Regions from separate parts of the Homo sapiens genome. Here region 2 is linked to region 1. A link is an interaction called in ENCODE POLR2A ChIA-PET data of the cell type or tissue named here. Cell type or tissue: CD4-positive, alpha-beta T cell. All regions are shown on one strand. Region 1 overlaps PTPRC (protein tyrosine phosphatase receptor type C). Region 2 overlaps PTPRC (protein tyrosine phosphatase receptor type C).

Region 1 (4,000 bases):
CCTAGATGGAATGCTATTTCTTTCATTTACACTTTATCCTTGAAACAATGACCAAAAAAAAAAAAGGGTAATATTTGTTTACGTAATTGGATTAACATCTGAAAATGGATTACTTAGGTTTGCTAGGCTTTTATTATCTTTTATTGGATAGGTATTTAAATATCTCTCTGGTGCTTACACACAACTAGATTATTCAGCATTGGGAGTAAATTATGCTTTCTGATTTCACAAATGATAGTGCCTACATGCACGATTATCTGCTTCTCACACACTAATACAGTGTTTGTGTTATATGGGAGAGATTTCTCTCAATCTCTTCCCCCTTCCCCTCCTCTCCCTCCCTCCCTTTCTAGTTCTCTCCTAGTCTTTTAAATAAGGATTAAGCAGATGTGCTTAAACTGCGGCTTTATATCTACATGAAAATTAAGCAGCGACAGGAAGAGAAAGCTGCACAGCTTTCTCCTGTACTGAGATTTTTCAATACATTCTCACTATTGAGATCACAGTAAACTGCCAAAACACCTGATGCGCCCTTTTTTCAACTTAAGCAAAATATCATAATACAAAATAAATACCGATAGATCATATTTAAGTTACTTACTCTTTTGTTTTAACCATAATTCTGTTTTCCCTATTAAGACTAGTGACCAAGGATTGTACATTCGTTGAATAATCTGTAGAACTAGAAGCAATGTAGAAACAAATCTGAGGCTGAATAGCCTGGTGTGCATTGAAGCATCATATGGAGTGCCAGGCACACGAGACACTCAATGTTACTTCCCTTTCCTGACCCCTTCTTTCTCAACCTTAGTACTGTATTTAAAATTAGAACAAGGAAAATTAAATTGAACTATTCCCTTTTAGGATATGACAACCAGTAAATTTTATGATAATATCAGGAAACACAAATTAACAAATTTGCTTATGTTAAAGACAAGTATAAGCTAGACTATACAATGACATGAGCTTGTTAAATGAGATAACATTTATAAAATGTTAACAGAAGTGCCTGGCACAGAGTAAGCACTATTTTTTATTAGCTTTTTCTTATTAGCTAACCACCAGTAAGTACAAAATTAAGTAGCTCTAAAAAAAAGTTTTAAGGAAACCTGCCAAGCCTGAGATCAAAATTACACACAGAGATATACACACACTGACAAAAGGATTTATATCTATTTATGTGCAGTTTAATTTTCACGATATTAGATTCTACCTAATATCTGCCACATTGATAACAACTACTTTTTAAATTTCTCAAAGAAATGGAAGGTTTAATTTCAGTTTAAAAATAAACCAGTTATTTAACCAATACACACACACACACACACACACACACACACAATCCCAATCTGTTCAAGTATTGTCTTAAACAATATTTTAAAATATGTATCAAAACAAAACATAAGCTACAAAATGGTTCAACAGAGCATTACCTTTGCATGAAATTTTCAGTTAAATTTCTAATTCTTTAGTCTCTCAATATATTCTGTAGTTTTTATTAAAACAAATTATGTTAAGATGTACCTCTTTCTTTTTCTAATTGTTAAGCTAGCAAGGGATATATTAGGTAAAGACATCTAATTCTTCCAAATATTATAAATTCCTTAATATTACTTTTGTAACAATATTAAAGTTAATAGAGATATTTACCAATTGCATGTTCACAACCAACCTTTCTAGGGGAGACATAAATTCAGATTTTTATGTGGAATTTACTGAATTCTCACTATAATGCCAACCCTTTTCAACATTCAAAGCAAAGTATAGTTCTACTTTTTTTCACTGGCTACCTCTTCTCACTATCTTTTCCTAGCTCCTCCTTGTGTCTCTTCCAAATATGAAGTTTCCCAAGGCTCAGAAACCAGTCATCTGCTACTCTCTACATGTTTATTTACACTGTCACATGCAGTCCCTTAGCTTTAAGCTCCATCTGAATGCAATGACTCCTATGTTTATGTCTCCAGTTGAGACCTACTGAATGGGCCTCAGCCTCTTATCTCCAACGGATTTCTTGACCTCTCTACCACCTAATGAAAATCAGACATCAATAACAGCCCAAACATAACTCTGGATTTCTGACCCCCTAATTTGGCTCTTTCCCATCCCAGTGCTCATGGGGAAAAAAAGTCATTCTCTAAAATGTCTTTGTCTTTTCCATGCAGCCACTTCTCTTAATTCTATGTCAGTCTTTCCTTTCTTTCCACCTGCACTGCCAACACTTGGTCCAGATCACCATCCCCTTTCTCCATCCTCCCATTCAGTCTCCTCATAACTGCTTCCAGGCTTTGCCTTACTTCCAATCTATTCTCTTCATAACAGTCAAAGTGATCTCTTCAACACAGAAAGAAGATTAGGTTATTCTGTACTTAAGAACTTAAAATGGTTCCTTCCCTTTATACTTCAGGTAAAATTCAAGCTCTTTCCATTTCCATCAAGGCCCTGTGGGACCTGCCTTCTGCTTATCTTTCTAGCCTCACCACAACCTGCTCAGTTCTTACTCACCATACTACAGATGCCTGACCTTTCTGTGCCTCGAACCTACCAATTTGTTTGGTTTTGCCAGATAACCTTTACTCTTGCCAGTCTCCCTCACATGGATCCCCATATTCTTGTCAGCCAACAGGTAGCTCAATGATTCTTCTTCATAAGGATCTTCCCCGATCACTCTGTCTAAAAGTGCATTCACCCCTAAATCTGGGTCTGGCCAGATTAAACTCTACCATATTACACTACTTAATTTTCTTCACAGCATTTATCTATAACTGAAGTTATCTCAATTTGTTGTTTGTTTTCTTGTTATCTCTCACCACTAGGAAGTCAGTTTCATAAAAGTAGTTACACTTTCTGCTTTCTTTACCACTGTGTCAACACTTAAAACAGTTTTTAGCTTAGCAGGGGCTCTATAAACAATTGATGAATCGATGAGTGAATCATCTCATTTAATATCTCTTGCTATTATTTCCATTTTACACACGAGGAAACTGAGGCTTTGGAAGGTAATTCTTCCCCAATTTTTCATCATTGGAAGTCTCCAATGATGAAACTGGAATGGAATCCGGGCAAGATTTCAAAGACTGACTTCTTTAAGTACTTTAAAAGTAGCGATTGTCTGAATCCAACATTTGCACTAAAGTTTCTTCAAGTTACTTTTATCAGCTCCCTGACCTTTTCCTTTTTCTTTGGTTTATCTGTTTCCTTCATATCACCACTTCCTTTCCGTCAAAACTCTCAACTGATGTCTTATGCTTCATTTATGTTTCCTTAGCCATTACATACCTTTATCATACCTAAAGCATCAATAAGTAAATTCAGAAAATAAGAACATGGGTCATTGGAAAGTAGAAATACATAGAGTTTAGTAAGCATAGTTAAAATCTTATTTTATAAACCAGACTATCTGGAAATCTAAGTCTAAGAAGTCAAAGTATAATATTTGGCCTAAATTATATGATTGGAATCCACATTTATCAAATGAACCAAACAATAATTTTTTTTTGTTTTGTTTTAGTCTCCTCAAAGTTTAGCCAACTTGTCTCTGGAATAAAAAGTGTAGGATGGATTTACCTGGTTCACTTAATATGCTTTTTGGATGACTATGAAAAGATTATCTAGTGTCTACACTTCCTGGAATAAGATGAGAACCTTATGTGTTTTCCATGATCAAAGTGTTTAACAAAGGTCAAGTTACTTCCCTTGCACTTCAAAAACAAAAAAAAATCTAGATACTTTGGTGAATTATTTAATGTTTTTCACTTTATGTAATATCAAAAATGAGTTGGGTGGGGGAAAATCCATTCTTTCCATCATATCACTCACCTCAAGACAGACTCAGTCCTGTCCTTTGTTAGCCTCCTTTTCAGGATGATTGTAACACATCACATCAGTATTCATAGTGAAGACAAATTAATCAAAGATGTCTTTTTGTTTTTTATAAAAGTCATACAATCTTATGTGAATTTTACATAGATACAGAATATGCTAAAGATATAGAAGCAGCTCA
Region 2 (4,000 bases), 53 kb before region 1:
AAACAGACATATGAAGGCCACTCTTTACACTAAATGTATGGAAAGCTACTGAAGGCAGTGACTCCAGTGGTTAGACTTAGAAATGAATGGAGGAATAAGCCCTGACCATGAAGAACCGCTTTGCTTCAACTGAGAATCAAGGAAGAAAATGAGAAAAAAAAAAAGAGAGACAAACTGTTTTCAAGTATCTGCTTTGAGCCAGCCCCTAACAAGCAAGACAGAAAGAGAGAGAAAAAGAGAGATTTTTCTTCTTGATAAGCTTTGAAGGTATTATCCACATTTTATATTTATCATCACACTGAATCCTTGTCCCCCTCCCCCTCACCAACAAACTTGCTGTTATTCCATTTTTTTTTCAAATACCTAAATTAAATTAAGTGGCTTTACCAAAGTTGTCTAACTGGAAAACTTAGTTTTCAACTTTTATTTTGGATTCCAGGGTTATATGTGCAAGTTTGTTACAAAGGTATATTGCAGGATGCTGAGGTTTGCAGTAAAATTGAATTCGACGCCCAGCAAGTAGGCACAGTTCCCAATATAGGTAGTTTCCCAACCCTTGTCTTCCTCCCTCCATCATCGCTCTTGTATTTCCCAGTGTCTATCATTCCCAACTCTATGTCCATGTGTAGCTAGTAATTTTTTACTAATTTGAGACTAGTCATCGGTGAGAAATTAGAGCCAGTGAGTTTAGCTTACTAGTGGGTCCTGAAAGCTTGGAATAAAGAAAGATGTAATTAAAGTGCTATTCCAAAGTGAGGTATGCTGATTCTAAGTAAATAAACTTACCACATGTTGGCTTAGATGGAGTAGTAGCTGTAATGGAGAAAAAAAATGTAAATTATTAAAATTTTGCTTTAGAATATCTGCCATGTCATTTTTGGGAAAGCTGATTTACAATACTTCTACTTCATAAAGTCTATCTAGTTAGATTTAACAGAATATGAAGGATTTGCCTAGTACAGGTTTTCATTTCAAAACTTAAAGCATTATAAAGGAATGAGCTAATTCTATAAAATTTTTCATAAATATACCCAATAAATACAATTAACAATATTAAGACTTTTAGGTACGCATCTAATTGGCGGTATGGCAACATGGCTGAAGATTCACACAGCCAAAAATATTTTAAAGGTCTTCATATTTTGATTAATCTCAATGTTAATTTATATAATTATAACCCCCATAGTACGAAGTTTATACTTTTCATTTACATAAAAAAAAGTCAGAGAAAATGCAAAGACTGCTTCATTCTCTAGATTAACTTTTGTAAGCTCTTTGCACATCTACTAGATCCAGGGTAACAAATTGCTCTGTCAACAAATTTAGCAGTATCTTGTGTGAGTGTAGGCATTTAAGTTGAATAATTGGGAGAACATGTGCTTTGTGTAAGCTAAGAGATCTCTGCTCATCTTGATTTTGGGTTGGAAGAATTTGAGGAGAATTGTGGGCTTGCAAGCTCTGATCAGCTTACTTGCTGATTCACAGATACCACCATTGCTGCAGCCATTCCTCAGTTTCTCTTTCCTTTATCTCCACGCCCTCTCACTGCTTAACGGGAACTCTGCCATCAGCCGTCTGATGCTCACCACTTGCAATGGACAGCCCCTTTGATGGGCTTGTTCTTTTCCTTACTAAGACCTAAACCCCTGTGAGAAAAAGTTCTAGTAGATGTGGTTGTTTCTCACACATGCTTTCTGATGAATTATGACAGTAACAATTACATCCTGATCTCATCAGCTGTTGCACTGCTAAGCAGAGAAATATCTTCCTGCTGTTCCATCACCCTCAGGATTCAAACACTTAATGCAACTTAAAGAAAGGAGCCCGAGGTAGAGTGGGTGGAAGGCCCTTGTGAGAGCACATCACCAGGCACATGGGGATGGTGTGGCTGCCTGACTGAGGGTAATATCACCTATTGTTGTGGTTGAAATGACAGCGCTTCCAGAAGGGCTCAGAGTGGTTGTTTCAGAGGCATTAAGGTAGGCATCTGCAAGAAAATGAATAGAAGAATAAAAGCTAATTAATTCGTTATATTAAAAGGTGAAAGAAAAACTCTTTAGCAAAGATAATTTCCTATTGGCATCTTTGCTCTAGGAGTCCTCGTTTGATTTGACATTCGCTTGTTTTTAAAATAATAAAGTGAATCAAAGATTTATTTCAAGTTATTTAAACTAAACATTGTATAAATTGAGGGAAAACTATTCATTCCTTGATATAATTCTTAGTTGATGATATGCAATCTTCCTCAGACTATTCATTTCCCTTTCATTCACGGCTTTCCATACTTGGATTCTAATAAGCGTCACAATTACTCTTTTAAAATATTTATTACATACCAGATTTTTACATATTCAGACATCACGTTAATTATTTTGACATAATTAAAAAAGGAGTGTTATTATGTCCATTTTTACAGAAAGCAAATCTGATATGCAGAAAGTATTAGTAATTTGCCCTGTAATCAGCTACGAAGTTGAAGAAATTGGATTTGATCCCAGAGCTATATGACATTAAGGCCTATTATTGATTCTTCTTTGCCATGGACTTTTATAATATTAATAGTAAAATAAAATATGCCCAGAAAAAGCTTACTGGCAAGTTTCTTTTGCATAATTTGGTGTTGATACGTGAACATTTGTAAAATGGGAAACCTACAAATAATATCTGGCACAAAATAAAAGAGCTACATTAAAGTTTTGAGTTTCCATTTCATTATCTATAACTGAAGACACTACTAGAGCAGCATAGTCAGACCTGAGGTGTTCGCTGTGATGGTGGTGTTGGAGGTGCGTGCAGGTAAGGCAGCAGAGCTGTGGTGTGCAAGGCTGAGGGTGGTTGTCAATGGGGAAACTGGGTCTGTAGGAAAGGTGCTGGCTGTACTCCTCTCTCCTGGGACATCTGCAATCAGAAGGGCCATCAGCACTGTCACTTGTGTCTGTCACGCAAGGGCAATAGCCAGATAGCCAACATAAACACAATTACTAAAGATAAGGCAGAGAAACAAATCTTCAAGCACTTCTGCTATACCACGACACATGCATTCTACAGAACTGTACCAAAAATACCAGGGCTTATGGGAAAGATGCATTTAGGGGCAGACAACTGGAAACCTATGCAGCTTCATAATCAGAGCACAACTTAAAAAAATATATAGTTTGGACAGCCCAAGAAGCCTAAGACTCTGGGCTGCAGGCTGCCTTAGGCAATATAAAAAATGCATCAAAGCAGTAGAGACTGGTGCTGTCTTAGTGGTGCTGAGACCATGTAGATGGAGGTAGAGCTCTGAGTGTAAAAGGTTGGCACAGGAGGAAGTGCAACTTGATACATGCTGAGAGCCTTGCAGGCACACACCTCTCTGGGGAGGGATCCCTGGGTGCAGGTGCTCAGTTTTAATTTTCTTAAAATAGAGCTGAATGGGATCCTGCCTGGGCCACAGCATGAGCTCAAAGGTTTTCTTTTTCTTCCTTTCCAGCTGAAGGTTACAATTCTACTTTCACAATTCAGGCTTCCCTGGCCAGGAAAAATCAAATTGGCTTGAAATCCAACAAACTCCACATTACAGTGGCATCATTCTCTTATTTTTCAATCACATAGTTGCTAATTGGTATAGAATCTAGTGTTGTAGCCAAAGAAACTGCACATTGTACTAGGTTAGAACTTTCCATTTTCAGGCTTCAAATTACCTAATGTATTTTACACCTTTGCCCAACATCACATCCAGAATTACAGCACAGGCAATCAATGTATATTCATTTGGTTCCTACTAGATGACTAGCACTATGCTAGTTGCCATGGAAAAAGCAAAAGAAATATGAGCTGCCCTCTATTCAAGAGCTTGTTGGGTTATTTTCTGTCAAGATCCCTGGGGTCATCAGTTCAATGATGTGAGATTAGTCTCACATTTGCAGGCAGAGTCTGTATTTCTGCAGTGATACATGCATGCACGTTCTGAACATGGCTTTGATTTGAGCTTGCAGGTGTCTACCAATTACAAATGCAG

Evidence for each region. Peaks named below come from ENCODE experiments on the same cell type or tissue, not always from the same donor. Only the 100,000 strongest peaks of a DNase experiment are listed, where the experiment ranks them.
Region 2: POLR2A ChIA-PET joins it to region 1 with 5 read pairs; 10 of 35 experiments call an interaction of 5 or more read pairs at or near these places.

Annotation. Positions count from the first base shown.
Region 1 is chr1:198,648,634-198,652,633 of GRCh38, reverse strand. All of the region lies in intron 2 of PTPRC (protein tyrosine phosphatase receptor type C), which reads right to left. Among named protein-coding and RNA genes, the nearest start is that of PTPRC, 12 kb to the right of the region's middle. In CD4-positive, alpha-beta T cell, no CTCF peak of the experiment used is centred here; DNase peaks (open chromatin) are centred at 744 and 2,493; H3K4me3 peaks cover 4,000 bases; H3K27ac peaks cover 4,000 bases.
Region 2 is chr1:198,701,285-198,705,284 of GRCh38, reverse strand. It overlaps PTPRC (protein tyrosine phosphatase receptor type C), which reads right to left. Exons shown (of 33, transcript NM_002838.5): 6 at 2,755-2,898; 7 at 1,913-1,987; 8 at 787-813. Among named protein-coding and RNA genes, the nearest start is that of PTPRC-AS1, 36 kb to the right of the region's middle. RefSeq lists an enhancer at 3,150-3,699. In CD4-positive, alpha-beta T cell, no CTCF peak of the experiment used is centred here; no DNase peak of the experiment used is centred here; H3K27ac peaks cover 353 bases.